Regions from separate parts of the Mus musculus genome. Here region 1 is linked to region 2. Evidence: chromatin loops called from intact Hi-C (ENCODE). Cell type or tissue: heart. All regions are shown on one strand. Each heading gives the region's core, and the rest is flanking DNA. Links, peaks and the distances in the headings are about the cores only. Region 1 has its middle 130 kb from the start of Gm39920. Region 2 has its middle 76 kb from the start of 4930583P06Rik.

Region 1 (10,338 bases), core at 1,472-9,471, 630 kb after region 2:
ATGCCACACACACACACACAGACACAGACATAGACACACATTCTTATTTAAAAAACAGATATACTTGGAAAATAATTCCTAAGGAAACTTCTTGAAAAACTAAGATCCCAAATGAATGTCTTAGACACTCTCTGACAAACCCATATTTCCTAGAATAGAAAGTTATTAAAAACATTGAAGTATTCTGTTAAAGGAGATAACTATAATGATTTTCTTCACCAGATTTTAAAATTATTTATAATAACAACTATTGAAACAATCATTTGTTGGGTTACAACTAAAAAGAGTTAGCCAGTGGTTTAGAATAATAATTCCAAGTGATGTATTTAATACCACAGAAGCAGTGATCAGTGCCAGCCGCTGGTAGTCCACACCGTGCTAAGACCACACATGTGTTCCAACTGAGCCATTATTTAGGTTTTCCTCCCTTCTATTTTGTTAAAAATGAATGCTCCAAATGAGATAAACTTGTGATTGTCATTTAACCATGCTGTGAAATTTTTATTCAACGCATTTAGTGAAAGAACCAGGCAGATATTTATACTCATTCAAAACTCATCAATCAACAGCATTACTTGAGTTTCCACAGGACAGAAAAAAATTATTTTGCTCTGCCATGGGTTATCTACAATTTACATAATTGCAAAGCAGCCTGAAGGTGAGGAAAGTTGTGGTACTCTCACTGAAGAAGAGTCAAAGAACCCTGAAGGGTCAGAATAGGTCAGTCTACCACTGGGGAGGACATTTCCTCTACAATTAGCATGGCTGTTTCTTCCACCCCACCCCCACCCCCCCGCTGAGAGGTACATGCTAGTGGTTATAGATCCTTTACCTATGGACTCAGCCATCTACTCCATCCCTCCCTGATTCACACAGATGCTTACTCGATCCAGAAGATATCAATGGCATTGTCCAAACCATTGATTTTTTTTTTTTTAAGCAAGTTGAGCAGGACAGAAAATCAAAGTAAATTTATCTCAACCATAAATTATGATAAATCGTCTTTTACATTGAAGAAATGGAGGAGAGTGTCTGAGATAGGACAGAGCAATACACCCTTGAAACAGCAAACTGAGATAACAGCCTGGAGGGGTTGGGGTGGGGGGACAAGAAAGAGCAGGCTGAATAAACACAAGTCCTGTTCATTTGCATAATGAGCAATGAGCAGGAGTTTTGTATTTGCTCGATGTTCTGTTTCGAGAACCACCGGGACACCATGATCTCCAGGAGACTAGCACCTCATGGAGGTTTATGATCTGTGATAGAGTGGGGGGAGCACAGTGACTAAGCACTGGACAGGTTAGAGGGAGATGGTAAGGGATGTGCTGGAAGCAATGACATAAAGAGCTGTGGCCTGTAAGCCAGTGGAGAGGGCAGCTGCGGGAACCGCAGTCACCCCAATTCTTTCCAACCTTACAGCTGTTGCCCCTGCCCCTAGAGTCTTCCACTGTCTCTCTTTTTGGGTGGTCACTTCTGTTTCCATTCAAAGTAGAAGCAGAAAGGGTGAGTTGAACTATACTCTTAATAGCAAATAGAGAATGACCACAGCTTGCCTCCATTTTCTTCTCTTTATAAACAACCACTCAGCACCAGCCAAGTGTTCCCTTTGTGTAGGATGAAATAGTGAGGACAAGGCCTCAGCTGTTCAGTTCTACTGTAATATCCTGAAAATAAACACTGCTACATGCCAGCCACCAGGATATAAAATAGCTCAGAATTTACTTTCTCAGTGTACATGTATGTAGTACATAGTCAAATATTACCATAATTTTATAAAGAAACTAAAACTTGACTCATAGCTAAAAGAAACTATTTGCTGGACATTATAACTGTCAAAGAATTAATATATTCTACATATAAGTAATAACAAAAATTATTAATTCCATTAAAATTGGAGATACATATAAAGGCATTTATGGAAGAAAAATTCTGATGGTCAATAAATATTAAAAAATATATTTTCAACTTTATCAAGAGGAGGATGCAAATTGAAACCTCAACTACTTTGTTTTCACTTTATTGTCTTAAGTGTAGAAGTCTTGCAACAGTCAATGTAGGCCAGTGTAGAGCAGTCAGAGGCCTCTGACATGCTGGCAGGAGTGTACAATGATAGGACCTCTCCGGGAAACAGCTGTCCTTACCGTATGCTCTGGGTCTCCCACGCCTCTCTAGTCCAAACACTCATCTTCCCACCCAACCAGGTCCTGCAGTCTGCCTCATAGTGATCAGTGCTCTCTTGGACTCACTACTTGGATATTTTAGGGGAAATTAATGTTCCTAACCATCCAAATCGCCAGAGTCTCTGCATGTGTGCTAAATAAATTTACCTAGTCAAAGTGAAGATGATATTTTGATCTCAGGAGGTGTTTGTGCCTATCCCCTAGAACATGATGTGAATGTACCTAACAGGCTTTGAGGAATCTTTGGTTAACTGTCCATTGATAACAGTTTGAATAAATAAGATTTTCTTTTGTTTTTATAAAATACCAGAAATCAGTAAATAGGAAGAATTCTCAAAGCAAAGAGAAAAGATGGAAAATATTTCTAGATGTGATACGTATGTACACATACACACAAACACACACAAACACACACTTATACTGACTCATATAGTATTGTTTAAAGTTCCAAACTGGGCTGTTTAGAAATATAAATGTAAAAACTGTAAAGAAAAATTATAGGAATAATAAAATTCCAAATTGCAGGTCAAAAAGATGGATCACAGCAAGGATGTACATGTGCTTCAGATGTTGCTAAGCCTAGGGGTGGATTCTTCAGTGTTTGCATGACCATCATGCTTTAAATACATACACACAATATATCTTATTTTGTAAAAAATGGAAGTGCAAGTATATCTTATTGGTCATTATAAATATAGTGTATGGAAATCTCAAATATCTTTCAGTGTGATTAGCAATGGTTAGACATCAGCCTTCTCAGGATGTAGAGATTTTGTTCAGGACATTTCTCTTGCTTCAGACATTTAGTAAGCATTTACTACCTTCTAAATCACACAAAGCTGAAACCCTCCCAGTCTATCTTACTCCAGCATGAAAACATCTCTACAAAATGGCTGCTGGTAACTGCTGTTGTTTTGTTGGGAAGGTATTAGAAATCACCATAGATTTGGGGCAAAAAGAAAGTACCTTTAAGAGAGCTGTTTCTGCACAATCTGGGGCTCTCTGTGGTGAATTCTGGTGTGTTACTCCATCAAACATAGCACCTGGCTGCAGCTGCTGCTTCCTAATGGGAAGTACCACATAACACTAATTCCTACCTCCACTGGGTCTTAGGAGAAGTTGTAGACACATGTCTAGTCTTTCTTGGCTTTCCTCCTCAATCAGCTCGGCCACTCTAGACTGAACACCCATCATCCCAGACAACCCCATTCTGCAGAGTGTTCCTGACAGTCACTGCTCTCTCAGGCTGGCATTGAACTTGGGTTCCTCTGGCCCCCACTACCCAAATGTTAGGATGAAAGGATATGACACTGCACTGTCTTTTCTTCGTCTCCCACAGCTACAATGAGAGCTACGCTTCACCATCATCATTGACATTGATGACCCAGGTTAGCTGACCAAGTGTCACCTTATGAAGACTGTTTAACATTCTTGGCATGGGGCCTTCCCACAATTGCCTGCCTCTGGGTTTCTCTGTATTCCTCCCTCATCATCACAGGGAGTAGTGCTAACACTCACCAATGAACAGTGGTGTGTGCTCAGGGATCATAAGGAGTAGTGCTAACATGTACCACTGGACAGCGTTGTGTACTCAGGGATCAGGAGAGCCTATGACATGTTCCGAGAGACACAGACCTTCAGCCTGGAGGAAGAAGGAACCAATAGCACAGGTGAATTTAAATGCACACTGAGCCAGACCTTCACATTAAAACAGGGCCATGTTCAAAACCTCCCTTTAGGTCAGCTGCTGAAGACAGCGGGCAAAGTGCACACTGGCCGTGCTGTATTACTAATGCAATAGAACATAGAACAGGGGATGAAGTTAAAAAAAAAAAAGACATTTGAAGCGTGATTATTAAAAAAAAGGTCAATTTATCTAAGAAGGCAAAAAAAGATGTCTGGAACAACAGGTGACAGTGATGAGGCTGAAAACGATGTTGGTGACACTCAGGACCCGTGGAAACTAGCAGTTCACTTCCCACGAGTCTTTGCATCAACATTTCTGCCTTTCTCTTCACACCAACCTCTCTCTTATAAAAGTCAAGCCATTTTATTGACTTGCCAAGTCAAATAATGCCCAGAAGGGGAAAGTCTAAGGTAGAAAAAGGAGGTTTCACTAGGGAAAGCGAAGAAAGTGCTATCTCAAGGAGGATTAATTGATTAGAAGCACAGGCACACTTATTTATCATCCACTGCCTACCTCTCTGCTGGGCCTTAGGGTATGAAGAAGAATAAAACAGTCCCCTTTCTCTTTATTTTCTGCAATTTCCTGTACAAGACTTGCCCTGTCAGCAGTCAGTCATGGTAGGGAGGGCCCTGTGGGACCCTGCTCCTCCCTGTTGAATACTGGCTACAAACAGAAGCAGGTGGAGGGAGAGACATTGCCTTTAGTTGGGTACCCACTGGTGAGCCCACCAGGCTCCAGTGGAGAGTTCCAAGTCTGTGATTAAAGACTCAGTGGGTCACAAAATAAAACAAAAGGACACCTGGAAAAGGGAGGCCGGCAGGTTGACAGGAGTGGGAGGCGAGGGTAATTAGAACACATTGTATACAGGTATGAAGTGTCAGGGAACAAATTTAATTCATTAAAATATTCTTAAGATAAAATTTGTCAAAGAACTAAGTCTCTATTAATTCTCTAATTGTAATATAAGTGAAAATGTTAAGAAAAAAGCTAGTCGTTTTATCAGTGGGCAATGGAAGGAAGTAAAACCAGGCTAAGAGTCAGAAGCAACTGGTAAACACACACATCACACTACAGTGTGTTGAAGTCACTTCCACCTACAGTGTGCTGCAGGCACTTCCCTCTAGTGTGAGAAGGCACATCACACTGCAGAGCGATGTAGGCTCTACGGAATGATAGCTCGACCATGTAGGAGAATGAGGAAACTATTCCGCCGTGGACATTTAATCTTGGAAAACAAGTAATATTGTTTTCAAAAGGAACAAAATGTACAAAGGCAAATGTCTACCGTTATTTTGGTTAAGGTTTGTTTAGGGTTCCAGCAAATGCAGAAAGAAGGATATGATGAGGAGACTGAGAAACCATGTATGAAAGGAGTTCTCCATCCTGGAGCTGGAGCATCGCCAGGGAGTTCCGTCTCTTTCTGTTGAAAACTTGGAGACAACAGTTTAAGTTTGTAAGAGAGGGATGGAGTCAGGAAGACTAATCAAAATGCAATTCACTGACCTTCGCTTGGCTTCAGAGGGTGAAGACAGAGAAGCCATAAGTAATAGGTACCAGTGTGGGCTCTTGGGAGGAAGAAGGGAGTCCTGAGTGTATCATACTGCAGCGATGATTGCATCACAGGGTTGAAAGCAGAGGGAAATTTCTCTCTGTGTGTCACTGACTGCTGACAAAATGGAGACCTTGTGACCACAGGCCATCTGCAAGACCTGGGTCATACAGAAATAGTGAATTCGTGCGTAATCTCTGGGGGTTCTTCGGCGACAATCGCAGACTTGTTTGTCTCTCCCTTTGGCATTTCTGTGATGCCGTTCCTAGAATATTTTTCCCTGGATGTTTCTTCTCACCCCCAACTTTTCTGCATCAAAGGATGCTTTGGAAGCCTGAAGCCTCCGCTGTGAAGAACATTCACTCAAGACTGAACTCCTAAAGCCAGCGTGGTATGTTCCTCTGTGTCTAGTTTCCAGCTACTCACAGTATGAGGGCCTTGTGCAAGGGATAAAAATGTAACTAGAAAAATAAAAACATTTTCAAAAGCTCCAAATCCTCATGCATTACTCTGGAATGATACAGTTCTCAGAATTCTAGATGCCATTGCCCAGTCCCACCCATCCCAGGCTGTGGTGGGTGGTATGATCTGGAAGTCTGCTATGCATTCAGGGGAAATAAGCCTGGGCTGACTGTGCATAGAGAAGGAAGACACTGCCACCTGCAGGCTCTAAGCTTAGGGAGATAGTAAATGTTTAATTTATGGGAGATTTGTTTTATTAAAGTAACATTTTCATAAACAGTAAAAGTCTCAAAGTTGGCTCACTTACTCCTGTACCTTTGAGCAACTCCGTTCCACAGTAGTCAAGAACTGTAGCTACTAGTGGAGAAGCTGGTTCTAAGTTAAAGGTAGCCAATGTTGGCGTTGTTCCGTGGGGACTGAGAACTAGCCTGGACCTTGCACAGGTGACACTGGGAAAGTGATAAGTAATTGTCTGCTGACGTTCTCTTTAAACCCTAAGCATACTTTGAGCCTCAGTTCCTTTCATTGTAAGCTAAGGCTATTAGATAAGATTAGATCGGTGTTTTCCAAACTGTGAATGCTGTGCCAGCATTGGTGGTGAGACCAGGAATTGTTAATATTAATTGCATCTGGTTCTATCCCAGGCCTTAGAGTCAGAAACTGCAGAAGGCAGGCCTTCAGGTGTGAGGAGTGCTCAGTCATATGACTTATAAATATTTAATATGCAATTCCTTGCCTCTAAGATGATGTCATCTGTAGTCCAACTGTCTCCTGGGAAGGTGGAGTTTGGGGGTGGGGGAGGAAGGGAAGGGGATGGTTGAGCTTCAAGAAACCCAGGGGTCCCTCTATTCTCCACTAATCACCATCTGTATGGTCAAGTAAATGTCTGAAAACGAAGCCTTCACCCAAGCCTGTCAAGTAAGGCCACCACTCTACCAACTTCTGTCCAAGCTAAGTTGGGTTTCTTGGTGATGCCCCAACTGTAAAATGTCTTCCTTTAAAGCCAGGTTTTCCTCCTCTTCCACAGAATTTTGCCAATGTCACTAATCCACATTTCTCTTCCTGCCTAAATCCCTCAAAATTCTCTAACAGCTCCTGATATTAAGAGCTCATCTATACACACACACACACACAGAGAGAGAAAGGGAGAGAGAGAGAGAGAGAGAGAGAGAGAGAGAGAGAGAGAGAGGCTGACTCTGAGTTTCTGCTCTCTTGACTCAAATGTTCAGCCTGTGAGTCTGATGAGTTACAGGTACAGTCAGGCAGAAACTGATTTTTAATGAATTATTGATGATTGGTTTTAGAGAATTCTCCGATTATGAATCTGAGTTTTTGAAAAACATTCAAGCAATCTCTATTTTCCTTATCCTTCTACCACAACAGACTGAAGGCAGAACGGATTCTATGGAAGCATCATAATAATTTTACAAGTAGTTACCAGCTTTATACGCATACACAGGGGCAAGGGTTCAGAGAGACGGAGACAAACTAAAGAGCTGAGGTGGTGAGGGTCTCCCAGGCACTCGGCTAGACCACTACATGTGGATTGGTAGATTAATCACTCTTCAAATTTCTTTCATCTTTGGAGCATTTGCTTCGGAACTCTAAAGTGTATGTATATATAAACCCCATTGAACCAAAATTTTAAATACTCTTTTTAAAAGAAACAAGAAAAGAAGTCAGATTTTCAATGTAGTTGGTGCTAGAAAAGAAACTTCAATATGAGAAGCCATGCTGAGAACTGTGATGTTAAATGCTGTCACAACAATGAGTGACATTGAGGATTAGAGTTGTTTTCCAAGAGGCCAAAGAGTTGGTCAGAGGTCTGAAGTTACCCCTAGTTTCCTGCTTTCACATAGGAGGTGTGATCATCTAAAAGTGGTGTGCAGGACTCTGAGGCCAAGGAACCATTCCTTTATGTGAGGCTTCCCAAGCTCCTAGCCCAGTGCTGACACACAGTGAGCCCTTTGCAGAACCACTTCAGGATAAGCACATTAATGCTCGCAGCCATTCGGAAACCCAACTGAATAAAGTTTATTCTATCTGTCTTTATACAGATGGCATTTTAAGAGGTCTGCTTGTTTATAAAAAGGGCCATTTGCAGTAGACCAAAAATGAACAGTGTCAAAGTTTGCATCCTCATTTAATAGGATTGTTCCACTGTTTTAGGATTCTTGGGGAGGTGGTTTGAGTATACACTGGGTTTTGTAGAAATTCACGCTTTACAAATTACATGTTGTCTTACTGAGCCCTTGTCAGCAATATGGCTTTCTACATGATCTCTAGTGGAGAGATACTTTCTGCACAGCCCAGAACAGCTGTCTGGAAGCTGCTTGGCGGACGATGGTGGTGGCATTTCAACTGGGCCAGTCAGTGAAAGACCCCTTATTGTCTAACAGTACGGAGCAAGCTACAGAGTGGATCGTGTGCTTGGGATCCTTTGAAATAAAGGTGCAAGAGGCATAAAATGGACACTATTCAGCTTTACGGAGGGCAGAAATGTTCCTGAGAACAGAGACTGTCTTCATGGGGCTGGGCATCGTGCTGGGGTGGAAGGGGACACTGGCAACAGAGTCTCGTGGGTGCTGAGGGGTGAGAGATCCTCTTTTGTGGTTCCTCTCAATGGCTGAGTCCAGACAAACAAAGGCTTTACTAAAAAACCCAGCTTTGTTTCAAAAAGCTTGTGAGGCCACTCTGAAAGGAGTTTTTGTTCGCCAACACTGGGGAGTTAGGGTCCTTCCCCCAGGGGGCTGAGGACCACACAGCTGGAAGAGTCATTTATCCATTCCCCATTCCCAGGTGACGGGTTACTTTCACTGACAGACTACACCTATGACTTAGACCGCCTCTGTGGAATAGGCAGGGCAGTTTTGAATATTTCCATCAATGGGCCACAACGGACTAAAGCTCAGACTTCTACAGGCAGGGACGGTGGAGGTTGATGACAGAACCCACAGTCCTGGTTAAACACATTTGCTCCGACACTCCACAGCTACTCAGCATGCCTAGGCCCAGGAGCTGCATGGCTGGGGACAGCCTTTCCACCAGCTCTCCTCTTGGCTGCGTCCATCTGCATTCCATCACAGGTCAAATACACACTTGCACAGCCATCAGAGTACCCCCGTGGCTATGGAGATCCAGAGCTATATGTGGCTGTAGGATGCAGAGCAGGGAATCACTCATACCCTCAAAGACCAGCTCCTGACCCTTAAAGCACAGCTCCCAGCTGAGCCTCTCAAATTTCTAGAAAGGGGAACCAGAAAGCAAACACCGGCAGCTTAAGCCCTTCTTTGGAGATGACTGGAGGCAGATCAGCACCATTGAGCTATAGGTTTGTTTGTTTGCTTGCTTGCTTGTTTTTTTTTTTTTTAAAGGAAAGGAAATTCACAAATAAGGCTGAAAATAGTTGAGGCATATGCAGTTTGTCCAACAGGCTCCACCAAAATACTACATAGCTTTGCCATGCTAAGAGAAAATGGCCTCATTTGCAGGGAAATGTCTCCTCTTCTTGGGTAACCTCATAGAACCATGCATCCAACCTAATTTAACAAGGCAAAACCCAAATCACCCTGACTCCCAGGTAATGTGAAAGTTACCGAATCGTTTCGAGATAGACTTTTATTCATTTAGATGGAGAACAGGGATTGAATACCTTATTGGCACACCTCACAAAACCATGAGAGAGAGAGGGAGAGAGAGAGAGAGAGAGAGAGAGAGAGAGGGAGAGAGAGAGAAAAAAAGAGAGGGAGAGAGAGAGAGAGGGAGAGAGAGAGAGGCAGAGACAGAGGCAGAGACAGAGACAGACAGAGAGACAGAAAGGGAACATGTGTAATATGTGTTAGGAAAGATACCTTACTTGCAAAGGTATTCATTCAAACGGAGAGAATTCAGCTATTTTTTTTCCTTCTTGCCAATAGTCAGAAATGTAACAGCCATCGCAGAAGAAAATCTACATTAGCAGCCCTGCAAAGTCAGGCCAAAGTACAATTACTTCACTTGCATCTCAAGTTGGGACTTGGGCTGGTCTTGGAAGTTCCTTGTGTGAATTGACACAGATTTCCCGGGTTTACCACAGCATATTGACTCTGAGGGGCTGGGGAGAACCTGGGGCTTTTACACTCTGGCCACACCCCCCACCCCGGGGTCAGTGCTGGAGGAAGGGCAATGCTGGGAAAGTTGCTACAGGAAAGTCTGAAATCCCAGGCTGAGTGGCCTGGGGTTGGCAGAATCTAGCAAGATTCGGGGTGACTTTGGGGACAGACCAGGTGGTTGCCACCGTCTCCATGGCATAGCCTGCAGCCTGCAATCTGTCTCTAATTTAGAGAAGGAAAGCAAATTCACAACTCCTGCTGAGCTCAATAAGCCGGGCTTCAGCAGGCGGCCTTTGCACCTGGAGCTGCGGCCATGATACTGCCTGCAGGTCCCAGGCAACTTTGTGAAGGTCCTTATGTGCAAGGCCA
Region 2 (10,338 bases), core at 1,471-9,470:
TAATTTATTTGTACTATCTAGCATCAGTAGATATGTTAAATTATTATATTTTCAGCATTATGAGATGAATAAAATGCTTATTCTATGCATCCTTAGGGTCAGTAGGAGCAAGAGTGGTGAGCATGATCCGGTTGTTAGTGGGCAGTAACATTTTGATAGCCAAAGAAGGGTTGGGAAAATAAGGAAAGACAGCTCAAGTGATTTGGATAAACTGATTTATGCCAAGAGAACGATAGACTCCTAACCAGTTTGAAAATTCCAAGGAGGACAAATCAGGAAGCGTGGGTATGTCTCCTGGGATGCCTGTACCCCTCTTTCACTCTCAATATACACTCCTGGGTTCCCATTAGACTGTACTCTACAGGAAAGCAAGAAGTATCTGTTGGTTTTGCAAGGTGTGCTTGCCAAGTGTTGAACTTTGGACAAGTAAATGAGGATCTGTGATGAACTTAAAACATTAATATCTGAGTCCAAGGAAGGATCCAAAAAATAACTTAGCAATATTGTGGTAACAGAAATGTCCCTGGAACACATCTGAAGGTACCCCCAGAGTATTTTCATAAACGCTGAGTATGTTTTAAGCTTGTATATAACTTTTCCTTGTGTGCTGTACAGCTGTGCGTGTGGGAGTACAAACCTCCAGGGACCTGGGCATATGTTCTAACCCTGAGAAAATCTGTGAGAGAACCCCAAAGGACAAACTGTATTCCTCTGTCAGCCAAGAAAAGAAAATTCTGCCAGAAACACTCCTTGGTCAGTGAGCAAGAGTGTAATGGGAATAGAGCTGTAAAACCTTATTGGTTAGAACCAAGTATGCATTGATATATGAGTTGAAATTCTGAGTTCAACCTTTGATCTTACAGTAACTAAACTATCATCGCTTTCTGGACTTCACTTCCTGCCACATAACATTAGCCAAGAGCACATGCCAAGACACAGATACTGGCCAACTCCATATCCCCATGTTGTCAGCTTTTCCTAGGATGCTGAAGCTGAAAGTACACTCAGAATTTCCTAGATCTGTTCTCTTATTTCATAGAAGAGAGGTGGGGTGTAGGTGTAGATTGACAGCATTTGTCTAAGGCTGCTTGCTATGTCAGAGAAAGCAGAAACAAGATTGCAAGTTGTGCCCCAAGGTCAGTCACAGGTTGTTAACACTTGTGAAGAAGGGTCCACTTAGATGTAAAACATGAGGTACAGAGCTAAACAAAGAATTTTCAACTGAAGAATATTGAATGGCCGAGAAGCACCTAAAGAAATGGTCAACATCCTTAGTCATCAGAAAAATGCAAATAAAAACAGCCCTAAGATTCTACCTAAGATTTACCTATTCAGTAAGAATAGCTAAAATCAAAAACTCAGGTGACAGCAGATGCTGGCAAGAATGTGGAGAAGGAGGAACACTCCTCCATTGCCAGTGGGGTTTCAAGCTGGTACAACCACTCTGGAAATCAGTTTGGCAGTTCCTCAGAAAACTGGACATCTTACGACATGAGGACCCAGCAATACCACTCCTTGGCATACACCCAGAAAATGCTCCAACATGTAATAAGGACACATGCTCCATTATGTTCATAGCAGCCTTATTTATAATAACCGAGAGCTGGAAAGAACCCAGATGCCCTTCAACAGAGGAATGGATACAGAAAATATGGTACATTTACACAATGGAGTACTACTCAGCTATTAAAAATGATGAATTCATGAAATTCTTAGGCAAATGGATAGAACTAGAAAATGTCATCCTGAGTGAGTGCCACAGACCCTCTGGGCCCCTTTGTCTGTGTGGAACGGGTCTCTAGTCGCGGGTGGGCAAAGTATCGGATGAATGACAGACAGATGCACACAGGAGAGGTTGTGTAAAATCTGAATGTAATTTGTCAAATCAAGCATCAAACTTTTTATGCAGAAGACAATAAGGAAGTTGGGTGACACACTTGCAAGGTACAAAGAGGTAACTGGATTCTTACATAAAACAGAGGAATGCAAACACAGAAGGTCTAACGGGAACCATCTGGGATAGAATTCTTTGTTAACAACTGGGGTCAACAAGGGCTCCACCTAAGATTCACTTAATCTTAGAAGCCAGGGTCAAGGGCTTCGTGCCCTTGCCATAGTTCCTATTTTAGTCTATTGTATAGTCCACCTTCCCCTTAGGCCATTGTAAATACATGTGTTTGGGTGTAACTCAGCTATAGTCTTAGAAGCCAGGTGTGATGTCTTTACTCTCCTAGGGCAAGGGCTTTCACACCCAAGTCATGGTTCTAACTAGGGAGTTCCATTCTAGCTAACCATCTCATGAATAATGCAATACTCTAAAACCACAGCCCAATCTACTTCCTAAACCATTGTAAATTCCTGTATATGGGAGTGACTTGGCTTTTATTCTAAGTGATAGTGTAATACCAGAGGCTATTCTGAATGTCACTGAATAGCAACATTCTTCCTGAATTCCAAGCCCATGGTCTTACTCAAGGACGTTCTAGGACTGTTGGAACACTGGCTTTAGCTATGTCAGAATTCAATCTTAAAAGGCACTTATAATAGGATAATACTAAAAGAGAGCACGTGGATCCATACACTAGACTATCGCAGGAATGGAAAATTAATGTATGGGTTAGAGAGAACACCAGACTTCAGGAGTGAGTTTCCGTGAAACTCTTTTGCCTCGTGAGTAGCTTTCAAGCCTCAGCCTGTCAAGCTGACTCGACCGGAGAGCATGACAAGTGTGGAAGTAACCCAATCGCAAAAGAACACACATGGTCTGCACCCACTGATAAGTGGATATTAACCCAAAAGTTCCAAATACCAGGATACAATTCACAGACCATATGAGCTCAATAAAAAGGAAGACCAAAGTGTTGGTGCTTAGCTCCTTCTTAGAAGGAGAACAAAATACTCACAGGAGCAAATATGGTGATAAAGTGTTGAGCAGAAACTGAAGGAAAGGCCACCCAGAGACTGTTGCACCTGGGAATTTATCCCATATACAGTTACCAAACTCAGACACGACTGTGGATGCCAAGAAGTGCATGCTGAAAGGAGCCTGATATGGCTATCTCCTGAGAGGCCCTGCCAGAGCCTTACAAATACAGAGACTAATTCTTGAAGCCAACCATTGGATTGAGCATGGGGTCCCCAAGAGAGGAGTTAGAGAAATGAAGGAGTTTGCAACCCCATAGGAGAACAACAATATTAACCAACCAGACCCCCTCCCCCAGAACTCCCAGGGACTAAACCATCAACAAAGGACTACACATGGCTCCAGCAGCATATGTAGCAGAAGATGGCCTTGTCATGCATCAATGGGAGGAGAAGGCTCAATAGATGACCCAGTGTAGGGGAACTGAAGGAAGGGAGGTGGGAGTGGGTGGGTGGAGGAACACCCTCATAGAAGTAGGGGAAGGGAGGATAGGATATGGTGTTTCTGGGAGGTAGGGAAACTGAGAAAGGAGATAACATTTGAAATATAAATAAAGAAAATATCCAATAAAAAGATAAGGTCTGATAAGAAGTTGCACATTCTGGTGTGAGCGATGAGATAAGTGGCAAATTCATCAAATGAATAAACACATGAGCTTTACCAACTCTCTAAGGAAGAAAAGATTCAAGCCCCTCATGCAAAATACTGTTTCTCAAGGTTTTGACTAAATAATGACAGTATGTGTATGTGGTGGGGTATCTGTGTCTGCTTCCTGGGTTTCAAAATATCATTTATTTAATACACAACTGAAACAAGCATGAAGCAATCCTGCCACCCACACAAACTCTCCCTGTCCTGCTGATGGCAAAGGTTTAAGCCAGCTTCTGTTTTAAGTACCACATCTGACGCCTTCTAACCAACTCTCCCACTAAATTCCGAGCTCAGCCTGTGCTGACAGAATCAGCAAACTCAACAAGGTGACAGCTTCACTGAAAGGGGCTTTCTCACCAAGTGCATCTCATCGGGGCCTCACTGCTGAGTCATGAGCTGGCTCTTTGGGTGAGGCACAACAGGATGGCCTCTTCCGGGAGCCGGCCCAGATCCTGATTCAGGATCTTTTGGAAAGAAGGCTCAAGAACTCTTCCAAAGTTATAAGTGAAAACTTGCATCCTTAATATTGATCCATATTTTTGACTTACTAAAAAAAAATCAAGTATATTTATTCATTAAAAAATTCAGCAGATGGTAAATATAAGGCTGATGTCTTCTTTTTCCATCAAAAAGCTATCATGAATAGTCATGTGCTTCTAAAACACAAACCTATATCAGAGGGACTAAGCACTGTATGTTCTAGCTTTAAAATATCTCAGATGGTAAATGAATGTATGTATGTATGTGCTTATGTCATCCGTGAAAAATAAGGAAACTGGTATCTGTTACCTCAGAGCAAATATATATATATATATATATATATATATATATATATATATATATATATATATATATATATATATATATTTGGATGCATAGACAATCCAGTCAGGTGCCCTCTAATGACTTGGAACATCAGAGCAGAACTGAGAGATCCCAGAGTCTCTCAAATCTGATCCAATGAAGTGTGTGTGTGTGTGTGTGTGTGTGTAGGCTATCATGGTCTCCTCCCTGGGCCAAGTGCTCACATATTGGCTAGGATGTTGGGTAAGTCTGTCTCTGTGCCTTCCTCCATCACTGATGTTACAGGCATGTACTATGCACAGCCTTTTGGTGGGAACTGGGGGTTTAACACAGCCCCTCCTGCTCCTCTGGAAGGCACTTGACCAGCTGAGCTATATCTCCAGGCTCTGTGTCATCTTTTTTTTAATTTATTTTTATTTTTTCATCTTTTTATTTTTATTTTTTTGATTTAAGGTATCTCAGGTTAAATGAACTGATTAAACATTAATTCAATTATTTCTCACCATGCTATCTTTAAGTTTTTACACTTTGTTCATAAGATTCATTTTTCTTTCATTTCAGCGTGTCCATTTCTGGGTCCGTATTTGTCTATCCCAGTAGAGTGGTTAGAGCAAGGTGCTCCATCCCAGCCTCCAAAGCTTGTGCCAAGGGAAGAGACAGAATTTGGAGACTGCTGTTTAGTTTGACTGTTGAATATATTTGGTACCCTATACCTCTTACAAAATATTCAGCAAAATTGCCCTCATAATTAGATTGGCCACTATTTTCTTCATAGAAATTATGCTCCTATTTATTAAAGCTAATTATTCAGTGTGCCATTTTTCTTTTTCTGTTTGTATTCATGAATGCCTGGTCTCAATGGGACCATCTAGGTGAAGATCGATAATCGGTCTCTTATTAGAGCAGGGGGAAGCATCCATTGGTACACTGCATTCAGCTGGATGTAAGAGGGCTTATTATTAAAGTAGCAGCAGGCAGTTGAAACCCACGCATGCTGGCAGTGCTGGACACACGGGATTAAATAATCAGCCATCAGGCTCTGTCTCATAAATGTTTGTCTTTGACTTTTGGCAGGAACTCCAACCTGAGCAGATGCCAGTTGACATGGGAACTCTGAGGCCAGCAATTTAAGGATTTTCACGTTTGCTTGCAGTGGTAAGATTTAAAGATATAATAACAAAACACAGAAAATGTTACAGAGATCTGGATTTCTGTACTAGATGCAAAATGAAATTGTTTAGGTAAATATGTTTTGATCTATACATTTTCCTGTAAATTATCTTACCAAAACTAAAGAAAGCACAAGAGAACTCCATGATTAATCCTTAAACATCAAACATAGTAGGGTTACACTGGATTAAAAGAGAGAAATTAAGTAATATCTGCAGTTCCTTAAGTTGTACAATTGGACCAAAAAGGGACATGATTTTCACTTCCTACAGTGAGCTGTTTCTATTGAGATGAAATATTGGCTGTCAGAACACATAGTCTTTGTCAGTGGGAGAAAAGAGGAAGTGGCTATTTTAAGTTCTATAGGGGGCAGTAACAGCCTTAGCATGAGTCTTGAGATTGGGTTGTAAGGGAATGAAGTCTGTAGTTAATTAAGTGATTGCATAACAAGAAGACTATCTGGCGCTGGTGGAGAGGCCTCCACACTGGACACTTGCTGCCAGTAGAGGCACATCTGTGTGCTGTGACTTCAAAACACTGTTATAATGTTGAAGATACCAGCAGATGAGCACACATGTTATTGAAAAATGGTTTTAAAAATAGAAATCTTTCACTCCTATGTATCTGTGTTTATGTGTATGCGTGTACACATACATATACACTCTTAGATCAGATGCCAGGAAATAAATGCTGAAACCACCAGTAACTAAATATTTACAACGTTTCTAGAAGGAATCCCAGTATCTGTATACATTCTAATATAAAGTAGGCATTGCACCAAGGAGTAGTCAGGGCACTTTTAGTACAGTCACATCATCTAGACGTTAGTGAATTTGTGGAGCTTTGAGTTGTTGAAGTTAATAGGCTAAATTTTGAAATAATGCCTGCTTCTCATTCACTTCAAGTTGAGACTGATCTCTCTCCATAGTGTGTGGCTATCTTCAGCACATCTGGTTCTCTGAAGAACACTGCCTTAAAATAGTTCTCATATTCTTCTGAGTCCTCATTTTAATGAAGTCTAACAGCATGTTCATGGTACATTGATCGGATTGTGACTCTCTGCCATTTCATTGGATGCTTTTATACAACAGGCATGGTTTTGTATTTGTGAATTTGAAAATGATGAATCTGATGTATTTAGCTTTTAAGTATCTTCTTCTCAAATTGCCTACTACTTTATTTAGTTATATTGTTACATTACCTTTGCTTTGATGCCTGTGTTTCTTAAAATCTGCTTGTGAATAATGAAAAAATGACAGTGAAAATGCGGGAAGCTAGAAGATGTGTTATTTAAACTGATACCAGGACTGGCCATGCAATGTCACATAGCATTTTTGTTAGTTAGTTAGTTAGTTAGTTAGTTAATTAGTTAGTTGTTAGTTAGTTAGTTAGTCACTGTGTGTATATATGTGTGGGCCCTTATGAACAGCTTCTTGGAGTCAGTTCTTTCCTTCCATCATATGGGATCCAGTGGTACAACTCAGTTACACCATGTTTGATGGCATGTGCCTTTACCCACTGGGGTATCTTGCCTGCTTCCATTATGATGTCTTACATCTAATTGTCATGGAATCCTTTTGACTTTTCTTTTTAAAAATTGCCTTTCATATTTCATTCAGTGCATTATTATCTGTGCTTCCTAGAAGCTATCACCAAACCTTTGTTTTTCCCATGCATGAGTCGTGGTTTCCTTACCTAGATGTAGAACTTAAGTAAACTTTTTAACAGCAGTGTCATTAAACTGCAGATACTATTTAATACATTCTTGTACACTTATTTTCCACCCAAAATACGCCCATGGTAAATGAAAAGTCTAACTTGAAGCTCTGCAGCTTCAGAATGGTTGTTCTTACTGAATAGCAGTTCATTTGAGAGAGATGGACTTTGGGTCTGGTTGATTTCAGTCCGAGATGTTTTTTATTCACAAATTCTTTATAATAAAGTTTTAATTAAACACACATATACACAAACAATATCTTAGATACTATAAGAAGTAGAAATTAACCTGAACAGGCTTTCTAGAATTTGGAAGGGCAAGAAAGGGCTTGCAGTAGAATGAGAGTGGAATGGAGGAACACATACACACACACACACACACACACAGAAAGAGAGAGAGAGAAAGAGAGAGAGAGAGAGAGAGAGAGAGACTGACATAGAAATATCATCCAGTAATATCCATTTCCATTCCAATGTCATTTTTTTCATTATTCACAAGCAGTTTTTAAGAAACACAAGCATCAAAGCAAAGGTAATGTAACAATATAACTAAATAAAGTAGCAGGCAATTTGAGAAGAAGATACTTAAAAGCTAAATACCTCAGATTCATCATTTTCAACTTCAGAGAGAGAGAGAGAGAGAGAGAGAGACTTACAGAGACACACTCACATGCTCAAACACAGAGACACACAAAGAGACACACTCATGCGTGCACACACACACACACACACGCAGGGACACATGCAGACAGAATATGCTATTGGCCTTAATGAAACCATAAACCTCTATGAAAATGCCCCATAACTGACTTGCGAACCAGAGTCACCTGAGCTCTGAGCTGATGTTTTCTTATTAAGAAAGTGGACCTTTAAAAGATGTTCTAGATATTATGCTAAAGATTTGCAACAGGATGTGGGGAGGTTTCTCTGAATGTAGCCTAGAGCTTCTGTCTTTGTAGGAAATCACGGGCAGCGCCTTCCCACTCCTTATGTGTGATTTAAGGGCAAGGTTAACAAGACAGACTTGTTTGAGAAAGGCTGTCTAGGTGCTGGGGACAGGCAGGAGAAACATGACCTTGGAATCTGCAGACCTCTACCCAAATCCTGAGAAGTTATCAGACTTAGCTGAAGAGAATTTCTTTACTTCCTTGCTTCTGAATTTAAAATATTCCTTAAATGTTGAGATTTAGATATTAATCTATGAAAAGTATGAGTAATACTAATTTTGCATTTTTGAAGAATTTCCCAAAAACATAGACAAGAAACGTTTGTGAAGTTTAAAATTACCACATGAGATTTAGCTATGGAAACTTGATTGTCATTAAAGATTCTTGGTAAGACTGAGCTGTGGTAGAATTGCATCTTCTTCAGGCTGGGCTGTAGCTTTGCATTCAACAAATGCTTGCAGTTGCTCTGAGTTCAAAACTCTTGGTTCTCCTCATTGAATTATGATAGTGACAAAAGCTAATCACTCTATCTGTCCCTGATGCTCAATGCACTGATTCCAATTTCAGGGTTCTAGAATTACAGATAAGAAGGGAACGTGGGAGACTTCGAGGAAAATGTTTTCTGTGCAATCCCTGTCAGGAACTGGAAAGACAGGGGTCTCAAGGGTTGATGTTTCAGGAGAACTGGCCTCTCTCAGACCCACATCTCTCTTAATTCCTTTCAGATGTGGACCATTTTACAAAGCCAGTCTTCAGTTGTCTTCCTGCTTCCCATCGTCCCCACCCCATCAGTCTCCTTTCTTGTCTCTTTCGCAGCTCAGAAAGTACTACTCCTGTTTACATTTGAGGACTTTTTTTTAAGCTATTGACCCACAGCCCTCTGCTTCCATAAATTCTCCTTCAAGTGTTTGCACCGTAAAACAAACAACACCCCCACCAAGCCCAGCATTTACTCTTGGACTCCATTTCATTACTGATGCTGAAGATAATCAATATGAATTGGGGGGCTGATGTTGGGTCAAAAAACACAATTTGCCTAAGCACACTTTGCTGTTTGTCTCTGCAAAGAATTGTTGAGCATAAATCCTTAAGCAATAAGGTTTCAATAGTTAGAAAATGTACCTAAATGATAAACAGGAAATCTCAATAATTACGCAAGGCATGGAATATCTTCTAGACCTCCTCGTTCATATACTAATGTCAGAAGCAATCAAGGTCTATGAATAATGGATGAAGTTAAGCACGAATGGTCCAGATTTTAATCCAGTGTGCTAGAAAAGAACGTTAACATAATGGATATGGGTCAGAAAAATTGGCTGACATAGGAAATACCATCCAGTAATATCCATTTCCATTTGGAGGAATTAAAGTTGTACATTTTCCCAGGGGTCTCCATTGTAAATATGTTTACCTATGTGTATTACCATCCTCCAGAATGATACACTTCCCCATATGAAACCCCTAAACACATGAAAGTCTCCCTTTGCTTTCATAACTATTCAAATCTACCTCATTTATAAGAATTTCTTCTAATAAAACAAACTACTAATCTATTCTTAAATTCTGGCTGTAGCCCATACTTCCCCATAGCAATAACTACTTTGGCTCACACAACTCTGAAGCTAATCTATAGGAACAAACAGTGAGAATTGTTTGAATGAATGTGCAAGGAAATGTCCTGTGGTACAGTACCCAAACTTCCATGTGACTGTAACTAACCCAATTAGCCAGAAAATTGATGCCATGATTATCATCATCATGGCCAATCATAGTAATAAGAACCCAGCGAGTCAAGTTTCTTGGAATTTGGCTGATGTGGTACTTTTTGTTTATAGCGTTTTCAATTCAACTAACATATTTTGTCTTCCCAATAATTGGTTTTTCTTCTATACAAAGTCAGTGTAGAGGTGTGAGACAGGGAGGACAGGATGGAGGCTTTCTGGCACCATCCAGGACCCCTCCCAAGAGCAGGCTCATGAGTGAAGGTAGACAGGGGAGTAGAAACACAGTTTCTCCCTAAAGCCTCAGCTATTTTCATTGACATTTTAAAGAAAGTCCAGAAAACAGTAAAATTTTCTGTTCCTGTAATCCATAGTTTAATCTACATCTGACCTGAATGGCCAGAAA

What was found. Hi-C counts contacts between places; a loop is a spot of excess contacts. Peaks named below come from ENCODE experiments on the same cell type or tissue, not always from the same donor. Only the 100,000 strongest peaks of a DNase experiment are listed, where the experiment ranks them.
Region 1: it touches region 2 in a loop (8-fold over the local background); 6 of 42 quality-filtered maps call a loop at or near these places.

What each region holds. Positions count from the first base shown.
Region 1 is chr2:124,922,595-124,932,932 of GRCm38, forward strand. No RefSeq gene overlaps it. Among named protein-coding and RNA genes, the nearest start is that of Gm39920, 130 kb to the left of the region's middle. In heart, for the core only: a CTCF peak has its summit at 6,088 (motif pointing left); a DNase peak (open chromatin) is centred at 6,037; H3K27ac peaks cover 310 bases.
Region 2 is chr2:124,293,123-124,303,460 of GRCm38, forward strand. It overlaps a transcript of Sema6d not described here. Among named protein-coding and RNA genes, the nearest start is that of 4930583P06Rik, 76 kb to the left of the region's middle. In heart, for the core only: CTCF peaks have their summits at 5,930 and 6,138; DNase peaks (open chromatin) are centred at 5,399 and 6,019.